Linked DNA regions of Mus musculus: region 2 is linked to region 1. Evidence: chromatin loops called from intact Hi-C (ENCODE). Cell type or tissue: heart. All regions are shown on one strand. Links, peaks and the distances in the headings refer to the core of each region. The heading gives the core; the rest is flanking DNA.

Region 1 (8,000 bases), core at 1-8,000:
AATTAACTGCAAGACAAACATCGTGCACTTCCCAGGCTTTGGGGGAGATTTTGTTCCGCTCTGAATCTAGGTACAGCTTGCTTCAGACCTGGGGAGGAACGGACTTTACCCAGATTCTCAAGAATGAAGTACAGACATCCAATCATGGGGGAAGAAAGGCAGACAAATTATCTTAGTTCCTGACCCAGAATTTGTATGTTACCAGAGGGTCTTTCTTTTAAAAACAAGAACAAAGTAGAATATACAACAGGAAGCCAGGGCAGTCGTCAGCAGCTAAACAGCATGCCCGAACAAAAAGAAAACATTAACGAAGGCCGATATGGGAGAGCCATGGGTGACTTTATTTTATTATGCCCTTTCCCAAAATACTCTACACCAGTCACACCATTCTTGTTACACATGCAAAGGCACTTTGGGTGTTCTTGGCTTAGCAAATGGCTCTGGGTCATTATTAGGATCTCAGCAGCTGTTGAACAAAAACCATGGGGACATTTGCTTTCCTAATTTTCCTGCTGCTCTGGGGAAATGAAACCTGGAAGCTGCTTCCATAAAAAGCTTAGCTAAGGAAGCTCTTTTAGTCACACGCAGAAAGGCCAGAACCCTTTATTTTGTTTTATTAACTGGGACAAGGTCTCAGGCAGTCCAAGCTGATCTTGGATTGTCTGTGGGGCCAAGGATGACCTTACCACTCTGGATCCTCGTGCCTCTGCCTCCCAAGCGCTAGGAGTGAGATGTGCACCACCACACTGTTTAGGAAGTGCTAGGGATCAAACTTTGCACGCGCTGGGACCCTCTGTGGCTTCATTCTGTACCTTAAGTGATTTTTCCAATAGCCAAGCGCACTGGATCGAAATGACCTGAAGCTTAGCTCATTAGAACGGCTTTAGAGGTTTGTATTTTTGCTTCCCCAATACAACAATATTGGAGGGCAGAATCTCAATGTGGCAGAAGTTAGATATCTTAGAAGAAAAACCAAGCAGACGTGGTACCAAGCACATCCAACTTTGATGATGTGTATTTCCCACTAAACTTCTATTTGGATTCTATATTATTTCATAACTCATAAATAGCTTCAGGGAAATTCCAGCAATGGTCTCTTATGAGAGGTAATGATGTTTGCAGCTTGCAACATTGGTTAATGTTTATTGTCAGATTGACGTAAACTAGAGTCATTTTGGTAAGAGGGGAACCTAGGAGTTGATTAGGTCAGAGTGGCCCGTGCGTATGTCTACGGGCATTTTTTTGATTGCTAATTGATGTAAAATGGCACAGACCACTGTGGGAGGCCCCACCTTAGGCAGGCGGGTCTGGGTTGTGTAAATGAAAGAAATAGAGTCGGCTGAGTCTGGTTATTCTGGCTGAATTATCCTGTGAGCACCTCCAGTTCCAAACCCATGTCTGATGCATGCACCTTTCTACCCAAGTTCTGGCATAGTGATTAACATATGGCCAACATGCCTTCTCTGTGCCACACTGAACACTTAAGTTCTAAAGCTACCGGCATCAAGGTGCCTTACAGCATTAGTAAACATATAAAGACAATTCCTAAGTACCTGTCCGTTAATGCAGCCTCCGGCGATGATATTGGGGTCACTTGGACAGAACTCGAAGCAGAAGATGTCATCCGGGCTCTCCAGCATCAACTAATGTCAACCCCACAAATAAAAGAAGGTATGAAATAATATTGAGATGGGCAGAAGGCTAATTCTGTAGCTGTCTATAGGCAACGCTCATCTGAGGCAGCCCTCAGTCAGACCTCTGGGGTTGAAGGCCCTTTTGTTGAATTTTATCACTGACATTGGTTCCGTCTATGAGACTCGGTGTCTCTCTCTGGGATCTAGTCCTTCCATCACCCACCCAAGGATTATACAATTATTGGGGACATGCTCTCCTACGTCAAACAAAAGACTATGAAGTTGGTGTTTCTGAGGAATGCAGAGGATAAGCTCTGAGGGAGGAGGAGGTATTTGTCTTTCTTCTTTATATCTTTACTCAGGCATCCAGTGGGCAGGCAAACAGAAAACTCACTGAATGGGAGAACCCGGAAGTAATGGTGGTAAATATTTCAAGGTTCTTCCAGACAGGTTTTCTCTGTGTAACGTTTCCTGTCCTGGAACTCACGCTGTAGATCAGGTTGGCCTTGAACTGAGAGATCCACCTGCCTCTTCCTCTTGAGTGCTGGGATTAAGGGCGTGCACCACCACAGCCTAGCTAATATTTCAAGTTTTAAAACAATATGACATACAGCAGATGAAAACTGTGCGTGAAGGAATCACCACTTTAATATTACACCAAGCAAGGCACACAGCGACTGTTCTCCACCCACAGCACCAAAAGACAAAGTTTTCCCACTGGGCTTTTTATCCTTTTTTTGAGAAGGGTCCCTCTATGTACTTTAGGCTGTGTATGAACTAACTGTGTAGTCCAGGCTGGATGAGAACTCAGAGATCCACCTACCCCTTGCTCCCAAGTGCTGGGATTAAAGGTGTGCAACACCCCTCCTGGCCCAACTGGATTTTTCAACTGAGCTTGCGTGAGTTATTTTAGTTTACAGCACTTTTTGGATTTTAGACATCTTTACTTTTGAAAGTAAAAATACTAAAGCTATAATGATTTTGATTAGAAAACATAGATCACTTTTATTATCTCTTAAAAATTATCTTCTTTCTTGTATGTGCATAAGTGTGTGTGTGCATAAACATATGTGTGTGGAATGTGTATATGTGTGTGAGTGGTGTATGTAACTTCGTAACTATGTGTGTGTGTATTTATAAGTGTGTATGAGTGTGTGTTTGTATGTGTGTATGTTTATGTGTGTGTCCATGTGTTTGTATGTTCATAAGTATGTGTATGTGTGTGAGTGGTGTGTGTGCATGTGTATGTGTGTATTTGTAAGTGTACATTGTGTGTGTGTGTGCAGGTCAGAGGGTGATGACAAGTGTCTTCATTGATCATTCTCCAGCCTGCCTTTTGAGACAGGGTCTCTCACTTGAACCCAGAGCCAGCCAATCCGGCTAGTTTAGCTATCTTTAGTTACCCAACTTGCCCCATGGTCCCCTGCCTCTGCCTCCAGAGCATCTGGGCTCAGTTCTTCACCCTCACACACCTGCTTTGCCCACAGGGACAGCTCCGTAGCTCATGCTTGTCTTTTTAAAGCTTATCTTTTAAAAATAGAGGTAAACAAAGTTTTCTTTAGCATCCTAACAGCCTAGGCCTTTGGCCACACTTCCACGGCAGAGTGGAGAGAAGCCCTCCTGCACAGAAGCACCAGGACATTGCCCTCTCTGGGGAGAAAGAGAGGGGGAGGGGGAGGAGGAAAGGGAGGGAGAGGGAGAGGGAGAGGGAGAGAAAGGCATAGTTTGTGGTTTAAAAAAAAGTAAAGGGCCACAGAACTACCATGTGGATCTCTGCATCTAGAGTAAAACATAGCCCACCCACTAGGACGAAACGGCCCTGAACCAGACACAGTGAGGAAAGGAGGTGGATCTCCTTAGGGGAAGTCTTAGCTCTGCAATAATTAAGGACCTCGGAGGAATGACAAGTGTAATTAGTCAATGACAAGTGTAATATAACACTAATAACATCTCAAAGTAAGAACTGTTACTGAGCAGAAAATGGAAACAAGAAATGAACCCAGCCCTGTCTCGTTTTACGTGGCTTGACGTGGGGTTTGGTTTGAATGTGTGTGTGAGTGTGTAGGTGTGCATGCTTGTGTGAGGGTGTCTTAGTTAAACTATTTGAGATTTGGAGAATGAAATACACAGTTACAACTTAGCTCAGATTCCCTTGATGATGGGCTGCCCCGAGCCTAGGGCTGAAGAAAAGATCCTTCTGGGATCACTGTTTCCTTACTCTCCTGCACAGTCATTTTTACTCTCTACTACCCCCTACTGGCAAACCTTAGATTTGAGCAAATTCTTAGGAAAATAAAAATCTATGAGCGTTTGAATACCACAATATCTAAATACAGTCCATGTGTGCACACGCGCGCATGCACATGTGCACATATGTTCAGTTGCATGCATATATACGTGTAGGCTAGAGGTCCGGTTTCTTCTTCACTTACTTTTTTTTTTTTACTGTTTTTTTTTAATTAGGTATTTTCCTCGTTTACATTTTCAATGCTATCCCAAAGGTCCCCCATACCCACCCCCCCAATCCCCTACCCACCCACTCCCCCTTTTTGGCCCTGGCTTTTTGTTCCCCTGTACTGGGGCATCTAAAGTTGGCAAGTCCAATGGGCCTCTCTTTGCAGTGATGGCCGACTAGGCCATCTTTTGATACATATGCAGCTAAAGACAAGAGCTCCCAGGTACTGGTTAGTTCATATTGTTGTTCCACCTATAGGGTTGCAGTTCCCTTTAGCTCCTTGGGTAATATCTCTAGCTCCTGCATTGGGGGCCGTGTGACCCATCCAATAGCTGACTGTGATCATCCACTTCTGTATTTGCTAGGCCCCGGCATAGTCTCACAAGAGAGAGCTATATCTGGGTCCTTTCAGCAAAATTTTGCTAGTGTGTGCAATGGTGTCAGCGTTTGGAAGCTGATTATGAGATGGATCCCTGCATATGGCAATCACTAGATGGTCCATCTTTTTGTCACAGCTCCAAATTTTGTCTCTGTAACTCCTTCCATGGGTGTTTTGTTCCCATTTCTAGGAAGGGGTAGAGTGTCCACACTTTGGTCTTCCTTCTTCTTGAATTTCATGCGTTTAGCAAGTTGTATCTTATATCTTGGGTATCCTAAGTTTCTGGGCTAATAGCCACTTATCAGTGAGTACATATTGTGTGAGTTCCTTTGTGATTGGGTTACCTCACTCAGGATGATGCCCTCCAGGTCCATCCATTTGCCTAGGAATTTCATAAATTCATTTTTTTTAATAGCTGAGTAGTATTCCATTGTGTAAATGTACTACATTTTCTGTATCCATTCCTCTGTTGCGGGGCATCTGGGTTCTTTCCAGCTTCTGGCTATTATAAATAAGGCTGCTTGAACATAGTGGAGCATGTGTCCTTCTTACCGGTTGGGACATCTTCTGGATATATGCCCAGGAGAGGTATTGCGGGATCCTCCGGGGGTACTATGTCCAATTTTCTGAGGAACCGCCAGACTGATTTCCAGAGTGGTTGTACAAGCTGGCAATCCCACCAACAATGGGATTTCTTCACATCCTCACCAGCATCTACTGTCACCTGAGTTTTTGATCTTAGCCATTCTGACTGGAGTAAAGTGGAATCTCAGGGTTGCTTTGATTTGCATTTCCCTGATGATTAAGGATTTTTTCAGGTGTTTCTCTGCCATTCGGTATTCCTCAGGTGAGAATTCTTTGTTCAGCTCTGAGCCCCATTTTTTAATGGGGTTATTTGATTTTCTGGAGTCCACCTTCTTGAGTTCTTTATATATATTGGATATTAGTCCCCTATCCGATTTGGGATAGGTAAAGATCCTTTCCCAATCTGTTGGTGGCCTTTTTGTCTTATTGACGGTGTCTTTTGCTTTGCAGAAGCTTTGCAATTTTATGAGGTCCCATTTATCGATTCTCGATCTTGCAGCACAAGCCATTGCTGTTCTATTCAGGAATTTCCCCCCTGTACCCATGTCTTCAAGACTTTTCCCTACTTTCTCCTCTATAAGTTTCAGTGTCTCTGGTTTTATGTGGAGTTCCTTAATCCACTTAGATTTGACCTTAGTACAAGGAGATAGAAATGGATCAATTCGCATTCTTCTACATGATAACCGCCAATTGTGCCAGCACCATTTGTTGAAAATGCTGTCTTTTTTCCACTGGATGGTTTTAGCTCCCTTGTCAAAGATCAAGTGACCATAGGTGTGTGGGTTCATCTCTGGGTCTTCAATTCTGTTCCATTGGTCTACTTATCTGTCACTATACCAGTACCATGCAGTTTTTATCACAATTGCTCTGTAGTACAGTTTTAGGTCCAGTATGTTGATTCCACCAGAGGTTCTTTTATCCTTAAGAAGAGTTTTTGCTATCCTAGGTTTTTTGTTATTCCAGATGAATCTGCCGATTGCCCTTTCTAATTCGTTGAAGAATTGAGTTGGAATTTTGATGGTGATTGCATTGAATCTGTAGATTGCTTTTGGCAAGATAGCCATTTTTACAATGTTGATCCTGCCAATCCATGAGCATGGGAGATCTTTCCATCTTCTGAGATCTTCTTTAATTTCTTTCTTCAGAGACTTGAAGTTCTTATCATACAGATCTTTCACTTCCTTAGTTAAGAGTCATGCCAAGGCATTTTATATTATTTGTGACTATTGAGAAGGGTGTTGTTTCCCTAATTTCTTTCTCAGCCTGTTTATCCTTTGTGTACAGAAAGGCCATTGACTTGTTTGAGTTAATTTTATATCCGGCTACTTCATTGAAGCTGTTTATCAGGCTTAGGAGTTCTCTGGTGGAATTTTTAGGGTCACTTATATATACTATCATATCATCTGCAAAAAGTGATATTTTGACTTCTTCCTTTCCAATTTGTATCCCCTTGATCTTCTTTTGTTGTCTAATTGCTCTGGCTAGGACTTCAAGTACAATGTTGAATAGGTAGGGCGAGAGTGGATAGCCTTGTCTAGTCCCTGATTTTAGTGGGATTGCTTCCAGCTTTTCACCATTTACTTTGATGTTAGCTATTGGTTTGCTGTAGATTGTTTTTATCATGTTTAGGTATGGGCCTTGAATTCCTGATCTTTCCAAGACTTTTATCATGAATGGGTGTTGGATTGTGTCAAATGCTTTCTCAGCATCTAACGAGATGATCATGTGGTTTTTGTCTTTGAGTTTGTTTATATAATGGATTACGTTGATGGATTTCTGTATATTGAACCATCCCTGCATCCCTGGGATGAAACCTACTTGGTCAGGATGGATGATTGTTTTGATGTGTTCTTGGATTCGGTTAGCAAGAACTTTATTGAGGATTTTTGCATCGATATTCATAAGGGAAATTGGTCTGAAGTTCTCTATCTTTGTTGGTTCTTTTCGTGTTTTAGGTATCAGAGTAGTTGTGGTTTCATAGAATGAGTTGGGTAGAGTACCTTCCATTTCTATTTTGTGGAATAGTTTGTGAAGAACTGGAATTAGGTCTTCTTTGAAGGTCTGATAGAACTCTGCACTAAACCCATCTGGTCCTGGGCTTTTTTTTGTTTGGGAGACTATTAATGACTGCTTCTATTTCTTTAGGGGATATAGGACTGTTTAGATCATTAACCTGATCTTGATTTACCTTTGGTACCTGGTATCTGTCTAGAAACTTGTCCATTTCATCCAGGTTTTCCAGTTTTGTTGAGTATAGCCTTTTGTAGAAGAATCTGATAGTGTTTTGGATTTCTTCAGGATCTGTTGTTATGTTTCCCTTTTCATTTCTTATTTTGTTAATTAGGATGCTTTCCCTTTGCCCTTTAGTGAGTCTGGCTAAGGGTTTATCTATCTTGTTGATTTTCTCAAAGAACCAGCTCCTTGATTGGTTGATTCTTTGAATAGTTCTTCTTGTTTCCACTTGGTTGATTTCACCCCTGAGTTTGATTATTTCCTGCCTTCTACTCCTCTTGGGTGAATTTGCTTCCTTTTGTTCTAGAGCTTTTAGGTGTGTTGTCAAGCTGCTAATGTGTGCTCTCTCTAGTTTCTTTTTGGAGGCACTCAGAGCTATGAGTTTTCCTCTTAGAAATGCTTTCATTTTGTCCCACAAGTTTGGGTATGTTGTGGCTTCATTTTCATTAAACTCCAAAAAGTCCTTAATTTCTTTCTTTATTCCTTCCTTGACCAAGGTATCATTGAGAAGAGTGTTGTTCCATTTCCACGTGAATGTTGGCTTTCTATTATTTATTTTGTTATTGAAGATCAGCTTTATTCCATGGTGATCTGATAGGATGCATGGGACAATTTCAATATTTTTGTATATGTTGAGGCTTGTATTGTGACCAATTATGTGGTCAATTTTGGAGAAGGTACCATGAGGTGCTGAGAAGGTATATCCTTTTGTTTT
Region 2 (10,289 bases), core at 1,104-9,103, 120 kb before region 1:
AAGTGTAAGCCTGTATCCTTCATACAAAACTAGGTTTCAAGGGCTAGGGGTGTGGCTCACTAGGGGCGTGGCTCAGTGGTGCTTGTTTGCTGTGTGCAAGGTCTACAGGGACCTGGGTTCAACCCCTACCACAGACAGATAATGTAGGCATGTAGTGTATGTCTGTCTGTCTGTACGTGTGTGTGTGTGTGTGTGTGTGTGTGTGTGTGTGTGTGTGTGTGTGTGGTGTGTGTGTGCACTTGCGCATGTGCATTCAGCATTTCACTTGTTTGCTTGAGGCAATGATGGGTATCAAACCCAGGGATGCACATTTATGTGCAAGGAGCTATGCCACCCAGCCCTCACTGTGTCTCGAAAAGTCTCCAGGTAGCCACAACCTTTCCTTGAAAGCTGTTCGGTTTCCTCTTTCATTTCTAATTATGGCTTGTGTTTTAAAATCATAGCACCTAGACACCAGCACCCACGGGACGTATGAGAGCAGCCTTCCCACAACTGATGCTGTCTCTGGTGTGAGCATTGCTTTGCTTTTTTAGGCTCATGAAATGACAGGCTTAGAAGCCAGACTTGGAATGCCACTTCCTGCAGGTCTGTAGTGCTCTGCTCCACGGGGTCTGGAACTCCCTCTTTGCCTGTTTACCATTTCCTGAAAAAGGGAAAGGAACAGAGGAGTTGATGCCATGTGTACCATTGAAGAAAGAGAGCTATTCTCCTGGCCCAATTACCTCCCTCTACTCCTAAAGGAGACTCCCATCCTAGCAACCCGCTGTGGCAAGCCTTGCAGTTTTGGATTCCTGTTTTAAATTTAGAACTCCACTCCACAGGAAAGTGCCATGGGATAACTAAACAATCACTTCCAAGTGAGGAAGTGACTGGCAGCAAAGGACAAGCAAGCCGATGTGGGAGTAACTCTAGGGTGTCAGTACTTGGGAAATTTTAAACCCCTGGTTGCTTTTTTCCTATTTTTCACTTTCAAGATACAAACACACACACACACACACACACACACACACACACACCACACACACACACTCACACACACACAGACACACACACAGAGACACACAGACACACACACACAGACACACACAGACACACACACAGAGAGAGACACAGACACACACACACACCCCTGTGCCCTGTGGCTTTCTTACTACCCACAGGAAGTTCCCATCATTCCTCATCACGTTTAGCCTTGAGGCCTAACACTAACAAGAATGAAGTGGTCCAAGCCGGGGCGGTGGTGGCACACACCTTCAATCCCAGCACTCTGAAGTCAGAGGCAGGTGGATCTCTGAGTTCAAGGACAGCCTGGTCTACAGAGTGAGTTCCAGGACAGCCAGGGCTACACAGAGAAACCCTGTCTTGAAAAACTGAAAGAAAAAGAAAAGAAAAGAAAAGAAAAGAAAAGAAAAGAAAAGAAAAGAAAAGAAAAGAAATGTGGCCCAAGAGCCCTGCCATAGAATTTCTTCCATACATCTGGAGCCTGCATGTCAAGTTTGTAAGACAGCTCACCCTACCCTCTCCTTCCTCCTCCTGATTGCTTTTATCCCTCCTCCCCTTCTCCTCCAGCTCCTCCTCTCTGCATACTTCTCTCACTCCTCCCTCCTTCCCACTCCTCCCTCTTCCTCCTCATCCTTCAATTCAGCTTAATTACTTGAGTTCCCCGAAGCTCCCTGCCCTGCTGTCCCTCCATTAACAAACTAATTAGTGCAATTATCTGTGCCGTCTGAGGCTACAGATCAGTTGAAGCCTGTCATTGAGGTTAACAAATGAGAGGGTTAATTTTTCCTGAATGCTCCATAGTTGGGAAAGAAAATAATAAGCCCTTGTATTTGTGCTTTTGCGTTTTCAAGCTCCCTTCCCGTGCCTGGCTGCCACCCAGAAGAGGGGCTTACTGTGGGTTTCCAGGCTGTCTGAACCCCAAAGATAAGTGGCTGAACTCTGAACTACAGCTTGGAGTTCACTACTACACACCAACGGGCTCCCAGACTAGCTGCTTCAGGATGGGAAAGGATTTTGGTGTGTTTGAAAATAGATTTCAGGGCTGGAGAGATGGCTGAGAGGTTAAGAACACTGATTGTTTCCCAGAGGTCCTGAGTTCAAGTCCCAGCAACCACATGGTGGCTCTCAACCATCTGTAATGGGATCGGATGCCCTCTTCTGATCTGTCTGAAGATAGTGATGGTGTACACACAGCATAAAATCAATAAATCTTTAAAAAGAGAGAAAGAAATAGATTTCCAGGTCCTCTGGAGCCAACCAGAGATGCTAACTTAAATAATTCCGTGGTAAATGGCTTTTTCTAGATAAACTGTATTTTTGTGTATTTTAAACTGTCTTAGAGGGTGCTGAATTCGCCCAGTGGGTTCTGGCTGGTTATAAGCTACCTGGCTTTTCTGCTCTTTTTCCACTTATGTTTGCACTGTAACCCTAGAAAGGCGATCTCGTGCCACCCTGGCCAGGGAGCTAAGGCCCAGCTCCTCACTTCATCTGCTTGCCCTGGGAGTTGATTTCAGAGCATACAAGCTGGCACTGAAGAGAGTGGCTTATGGAGCATTCAGATTTTCTTGTTATTTTCAGGATTTCAACTCATTTTCCAATGGGAATTGTGGGAATTTGGTGAGTAGTGAGAGAGAATGTGTATCAGTGGTCTCACAGAAATGTCTCAAGCTAGGGAAACAGCCTGTGTGCCACAGAAGCACACACACAAAGTCTACATGCTTGTGTTTGGGGTTTGCTGTTATTGTTTTCCTACAAATATATTTAGTCTTTTCAAAAACCAGAACATTTACACCCAAAATACACCTTATTATTCCTAAGTCCAGTTGCTTCAATTAATTCTCATTATATCAATGTTAGATATAACATTGTAATATTAATAGTCACAAAAGTTTTCCTGATAATGAAAAATGATAATTGATCACTGTAGATGTTCTAAAAATAGACACAGGACCCTGTTTCGAAAAACCAAAAAAGAAAAGAAAAGAAAAGAAACAGGAAGCAACTATAGGCAGAAAATCTACTATTCTCTTAATTTTCTACATATATCAGGTACATAGATATGCTAGACAAGATCAATATTCTTTTATTTAACATTTAACCTTTTCAGTCCTGCAAGGATTTTTCAAAAATCTATTTTTGGGGTGCTAGAGAGATGGCTCAGCCGTTAAGAGCACTTGCTGCTCTTGCAGACGGCCTAGGTTCTGGTCCCACCACCAATATTGAATGGCTCACAACCATCTGTTCCAGGGACTCTAGCACCTTCTCTGGACTTTGAGGGCACCTGCATGATTATGGTGCACATATATAGATTAGGGCACGTATGCGCACACACATGCATGTACACACACACAAAATGGTTTTAAAACTATTTACAAGTATTCAAGTTCATTGTATCATAATTTATCATTTAGTTACCAGACAATAAAGCTTCTCAAAAAAATTTACCACAATAAATAACACTATAGTGGGCATTTTAAGTCTTTGGTAAGAGTGTTGATCATGAATTTGCCTTTTTTAAGTTTTCAACATGAAATCATAAACGCTTAGAGTTCTTTGATTGGCTTGAATTTGTGCTCCTAACTTCTTCTCCTGTTGGGGGTTGGCGGGACCTCGAGCTTAGTCTCATGGAGCTCAGGTAGTCTTCTAAGTACCTGGTGGAGGATGACCTTAAACTCCTGATCCCCCTGCCTCCACCTCTTCCATTTGAGGGTTATATGAGCCACTATGCCCAGCTTCAGCTAACTTCGTGAGGCTACATTTGAATAACCGCTTTCAATGTTTCTGTGCACCTTGAAATTCTAAATGTTAAGCTTCCTACCACAAACTACCTCTTTGTACCAAGAACGTGGCGTTTCTTCTAGGCCCTCTTTTAGCTCTTCCCAAAAACCATGCTCCTGTTTTTAGACCGCTTCAAAAGCGGCCCTCGTCTGTGCTTCCGTTGAGAACCTGGTCGTTTTGCTTTCGGCAATAGAAATCGATGACTGAAATGGAGGAAAGACAAATTTGGAGTGAAAAGAACACTCCAGAAGAAAAAAAAAAAAAAAAAAAAAAAGCAAGTAAACCGGCCCCTCCCCTCCACTCCCGCAACTTTTATTTTACTAAAACAGGGTGGCAATTAGCAGAGACAAACCTTAGGTGGAGCTAGAGGCTGCTAAAAAACTGGCAACTGCCTGGAGCGCTAGAGCATCCCTTAGATCCGGGTTTTCCTTGCTGCTGGAGGCAGCCTGAGCTACCCCGAGAAGAGAGTACAGGCACTTCTCCCCGCTCCTACAGAAGGATGCCACCTGCTCATCCCGGTTTGAAGGGCTGAGGAAATCTCTCAGCCCCAGCTCCTGATAGAGTCTGTCTGAGGGTTAAAAAGCAGTGCCCAAGAGAGGATCTCTCAGGAGGAGTAACAGGACCCAGTCTCCCTCCTAGCCAGGGAATCACATTTCAGTCGCCTCCGAGCTGGCCGCATCTGTCACACCTGCCTAATTGGCTTATGACATCTGCAGAGCGCAGGAGAGCCTTGCATTTCATATGGGAAGCAGCTGGGGCACTGTGAGTCTGAGGCCAGCTTGAGCTAGAGGGCAGGTTCCAGGCCAGCATGCGCAACAGAGTGAAACTGTCTCTAGAAAACACAAAAATCCTACAACACTCTTGAAGGCAGGAAACAGCAAAAGTCACCATCCTGTCAGAGATAAAACCCGCACGAGTCTTCCTCCTGACCCCTCCCCCAACCCCCATGATGCTTTCTTCTTCACCCGCCCCTTGCCTTATCTTTGAAACATTTTCTTATGAATGAAATTCTCCCAGTTACTGAAGTCGCGATAAAAGCCCCTCCTTAATTGCCCCGACCGGAATGGAAACAGCAGTGTGTTTGTAATGGCTTCCCTGCCATTACAGTGTTATCATGTTGGTTTACAGGACAGCAGTGTATACTTAAAAATCACAATTATTACAATATAAAAGTAGGTGAAATAGGTTTAAATTTGCTCTTTTATTAATACAGGGACTCAATGTGTAGCTCATCACGGCCTCAAACTTCCTTTGTAGCACAGGTTGACCTCAAACTAGGAATTCTCCTGCCTCAGCCTCTCAATGCTTAGTAAGCATCCTAGCTCAGTGCTGGGATTACAGCCACTGCATGTGGCTTAGGAAAATATTTTCCTGACTGTTTGGCTAAATAGAAAATCCAACCTACCTGAGACCCTCAGCCTCAGCCTCAGCACCCCCTTCAGCCCTGAACCCCCTCGGCTTGTTTAACTCTTCCAGGCCGGGAACATGGCTCCCTTTTCAGCACCCTTTAACCACACAATCATGAAGTGCTCATTCACTGACAAGCCCTCTGGGTTTCTCTTCTCCTCAGTTCACTTAAGATAAAAGAAGTTGCAGAGAGAGAGGAGACAGCAGTCTGTCCTCTGACTGTACGTTAAATGTCCCCAAGGGCTCACATGTTGAAAGGCTCAGTCACCAGCCTGTGTCATTACCAGGAAGTGGTGGTGCCTTTAGAAGGCAGGACCTTGTGGAAGGAAATGATGTCACAGGCATTCGTCCTGAAGGGACCCCCCCCCCCCGGGGGTCCAGATCCTTCCTCTCTTTTGCTTCCCAGCCACCGTGAGTTAATGACTTTGCCCCGCCGTGTACTTAGCACCATGATGTTCTACTTCACCACAAGCCCAGAGGACAGGGCCAAGTGACCACCAGCTGAAAACCCTGGACCATGAGCTAAAATGTGCTTTTCTATAAGCCAGCTGCCTCCAGTCTTCTGTCACAGCGATGGAGTCATCTTTACGTTTTCGACTGATTAAGTCCCCTACTCTCAACCCCTCTCTCCTACCACAAAGCGATGCACTGTCTCCTTTTTGTCCTTCCTCCTCCTGTTTTCCCTAAGGTTTCAAAGCCAGAGCCTAGATCCGCCCCCTTCAGTGTCCTCCCCTTTCTGGCTGACTAGAGTGTGGATGTGCTAACCTCCTTTTGGTGACAAGCCCAGGAAAGTGATTCAGAGACACGCTGAGAGATGACTGAGTCCCCGAGAGGGACTGAAGTCCCTGAGTGATGACTATGAAAAGCCAATCAGCCCTGAAAACACGGACTGTTCATTCGCATTAAACTGAGGCTATGGGCTGGGTGTGGTGGCGCACGCCAGGACAGCCAGGGCTACACAGAAAAACCCTGTCTCGAAAACAAACAAACAAAAAAAATGAGGATATGGAGGTGGGGGAGGGGGGATCTTCAATTACTGTAGAGCTTCACTAGGCTTTGGATCCTAGCTTGTTTATTGTATAAAGTGAGGACTTGACCTCGCCAAGGTATGGTTAAGGGGAAGGTTGGTTTTTTTTTTTTTGGTTTGGTTGGTTGGTTTGTTTGTTTTGTTTTGCTTTGCTTTGTTTTGTTGGTTATTTGAGACAGAGTTTCTCTGTGTAGCCCTGGCTGTCCTGGAAGTCACTTTGTAGACCAGGCTGGCCTCGAACTCAGAAATCTGCCTGCCTCTGCCTCCTGAGGGCTGGGATTAAAGGCGTGTGCCATGCCCAGCCCAAGGGGAAGGTTTTTATTGTAGGTATGAGAGAGAGTACAGCCAGAGGCATCTGGAAGAGTCCAGAGTGGGAGAAAATGTCGCACACTGAGTAAGACCAGCAGACTGGATGGACCATGGGCGGTGGGGAGGGGAGTGAGAGAGGGGCAAGAGAGAGGGGCCCAAGAGAAGACAAGAGAGAGAACCAGGAGAGCACAAAGCCAAAATGCCAAGGTTATGTGGGAATGAGCAGCTGGGGGAGGGAAGCCCACAAGCTGGAGACATTTAACAGGGGCCAGGATAAGAAGAGCTGGGAAGACACACAGCTACTTGCTCTACCGAGAGAGTCTAGAGGCCAGCATATGCTTTGACGCCATTTGTCATTCCTGGCAGTGATAAGAAAATGACTCCTTTGGTAGAGGGGAACAGAACAGGGCTCCAGAATTAGGGGCAGTGGATTTTCCTTTGACACTTAGAGAGCATGTCACAGCTACTCTGTGATATCACTCTTGGGGTCTATCCTGTCCCTGGCTAACAGCTAAAGGCTTACGCTCTCCCCGGCCTCGTTTTCTTATCTCTAAATGTTAGACAACCCCAGGAACTATTTTACAACTGGGAGATAGTTCAGGCAAAAGTCCTTTTGTTCCCGCTCTTTCTTTGCCTTCCGTGTGGGTTTAGAAGTACTTAACTGATAAAAGAGTCCCAACGGTTCCTTTATCAGTGTTGGTACTGTGGTTTGACCTTTGTCATGCGTATAAACCTCAACTGTAAGACTCTTTAAATGGACAACATTGATGGAAATTTTTATTATATGCCTTAAACCATCAACGAATTAATGAACAAAAGCCAGGTGTATTCTTGCATGCCTCTAATCCCAGTGTTTTGGAGATGGGGGTAAGGAGATGGGGACTTCAAGGTTGTCTTTCTTAAACTAGCTTAGCCAGTTCAAAGCCAATCTCTGATTCAAAAGTCAAATAAACAAAAATCTAAAACTTACTGTATAATATACATCACCACGAACTGGATGTGCTGTGCTGTGTTAGCTGAGTGGATAAGGTGGAGCCCGTGATTCTTTGCCCATGTCTGGTACTCCTCTCTGATTGGAAGGTAGACAAGTCCCAGCTCTTTTGAAGGCAATCCAGGCCTCATGACTGGCCTCAAGGGCAGTCAGTTAAAAACCATCTGACAGCTGGATGGGAAGTCTCCCTGGTCTCTTCCCCTAAAGCCAGTGCAAGATCTGTTGAGCTGGGTCCTGAAGAGGCTCTGTGGAACACGTTGGCTATGTGGAGTGAGATATAAACCTTTGTTATGTTAGCAGCATTGGTTATGCAGGTATATTCCTTGTCTTTCTCCAACACAGGATGTCATTAGAGTATTTAAGTCTAAAAGTTGCACTGAAAGACCCAGGAGCTAACTATCTGTCACAGTGGGCTGTCTATCACAGTTGACTGTCTATCACATGGTTGTCTGCCATAGTGGACTGTCTATCAGAGTTGACTGTCTATCACAGTGGGCCGTCTATCACAGTGGGCTGTCTATCACAGTTGACTGTCTATCACAATGGGTTGTCTATCATAGTGGACTGTCTATCACAGTGGGCTGTCTATCACAATGGGTTGTCTGCCATAGTGGACGGTCTATCAGAATTGACTGTCTATCACAATGGGTTGTCTGCCATAGTGGACTATCAGAGTTGACTGTCTATCACAATGAGCTGTCTATCACAGTGGGCTGTCTATCACAATGGGCTGTCTATCACAGTGGGCTGTCTATCACAATGGGCTGTCTATCACAGTGGGCTGTTTATCACAGTTGACTGTTTATCACAATGGGTTGTCTGTCATAGTAGGCTGTCTATCACAATTGGCTGTCTATCACAGTGGGCTGTCTATCACAATGGGTTGTCTGCCATAGTGGACTATCAGAGTTGACTGTCTATCACAATGGGCTGTCTATCACAGTGGGCTGTCTATCACAATGGGCTGTCTATCACAGTGGGCTGTTTATCACAGTTGACTGTTTATCACAATGGGTTGTCTGTCATAGTAGGCTGTCTATCACAATTGGCTGTCTATCACAGTGGGCTGTCTATAATATTGGGCTATCTATCACAGTTGACTGTCTATCACAGTGGGCTGTCTATCACATTGGGCTGTCTATCACAGTGGGCTGTCTGTCACAATGGGCTGTCTATCACATTGGGCTGTCTATCACAGTGGGCTGTCTGTCACAATGGGTTGTCTATCACAGTGGGCTATCTATCACAATTGGCTGTCTTTCACAGTGGGCTATCTATCACAATGGGTTGTCTATCACAGTGTGCTGTCTATCACAGTGAGCTGTCTATCACATTGGGCTGTCTATCACAGTGGTCTGTCTATCTTAATGGGCTTTTTATCACGATGAGCACTTTCTAGAATTTTCCATGACACTCTCACTTTTGTTTTTGTTTTTGTTGTTTTGACATAGGATGTTAGTATTTCAAACTGGAAATCCCCCTGCCTCAGCCTACCAAGAGCTACCACCATATTGAGCTCCATGACTGAAATCAGGCCACTAATGCTAACATTCTTTTGAGATTTAGAACATATCAAATGTTTCCTAAGAGCTTCCTATGTATACATGCATCTAGTCCTGCATTTAAAATTATTTTAATTGGAAGGCCAGTGGGCAGAGCTGACTCCCAGACCTGAGTTACCTCATACTCAAAGCAAAACCCAACAGAAATAGCAAAAATAAATGTAACCGACAGCTACAACAAACACCTAACAGCTTCCCACTTTAACTGACCAAGTGTGTTTTCTCTGTCTTACTTCCTTGAACACCTTAAGAAACTTGAAACAAGCTCTCCCACACTGCCCTGCAGTGTGGTTACTCAAGGCTTGTGACTGATGACTTCTGATCAGATCATCCTTGAATGCTCAGTCTTTAAGAGTGGAATGTGCCCAATCTAAGTACATGTATATTCAAAAAATATATTCAATACTTTTTATAACCCCTGAGCAAGGAAGCTGAGAGCCAGAGACAACAAGGAGCTAACACAGAGAAAGCAGTGAAGCCAAGATGTGTCCTTAGGCTACCACACACAAGCTTCAGAGTTACAGTGCTCCTACACAAGGAATATGCACTTAGAATTCATTTCAGCACACCCTGTACGTGGTAGCGTACACCTTTAATCCCAGCACTCAGGATTAGAAAAGTGCAATGTCTTTTTTTTTTTTTTATTTCGAAAATAGATGCTATAGGGACTGAAGAGATGGCTCAGTAATTAAGAGCACTGACTGCTCTTCCAGAGGTCCTGAGTTCAATTCCCAGCAACCACATGGTGGCTCACAACCATTGGTGATGGTATTTGATTCCCTCTCCTGGTGTGCCTGAAGACAGTAACGGTGTATTTACATATATTAAATAAATAAATAAATAAATAAAGTTAAGAAAAGAAAAAGAAAGTAACTACTGATAAACAGAAAAGGGAAAAGCATTCATTCTTATCAGCAAAACAATTATCAGTTATTTTTATAGAACATATTTAACAGGAAAGATTAGATACGTATACTAAGAAAACGAGGGCCAGCAAGACGGCTCAGTGTGTAAGGACACTTTTGTCCAGCCGGATGACCTTACCTCAGACACCAGAACCTACATGGTAGAAAGAGGGAACCAACTCTGATCTCTATGTGTACACTATGGCATGTGTGCACACATATAGACGCACACACACACAAAATAAATAAATAGTTTCGAAAATGTGAAACGTAAAATATGTCTAGAAATTATAGGGGTTTTTTAATGA

What was found. Hi-C counts contacts between places; a loop is a spot of excess contacts. Peaks named below come from ENCODE experiments on the same cell type or tissue, not always from the same donor. Only the 100,000 strongest peaks of a DNase experiment are listed, where the experiment ranks them.
Region 2: it touches region 1 in a loop (6-fold over the local background); 8 of 42 quality-filtered maps call a loop at or near these places.

The regions. Positions count from the first base shown.
Region 1 is chr3:146,069,106-146,077,105 of GRCm38, forward strand. It overlaps Wdr63 (WD repeat domain 63), which reads right to left. Exons shown (of 23, transcript NM_172864.3): 11 at 1,554-1,643. Among named protein-coding and RNA genes, the nearest start is that of Wdr63, 35 kb to the right of the region's middle. In heart, for the core only: a CTCF peak has its summit at 3,897 (motif pointing left); no DNase peak of the experiment used is centred there.
Region 2 is chr3:145,946,042-145,956,330 of GRCm38, forward strand. No RefSeq gene overlaps it. Among named protein-coding and RNA genes, the nearest start is that of 2410004B18Rik, 13 kb to the left of the region's middle. In heart, for the core only: a CTCF peak has its summit at 4,137; DNase peaks (open chromatin) are centred at 4,220, 5,510 and 5,940; H3K4me3 peaks cover 784 bases; H3K27ac peaks cover 3,456 bases.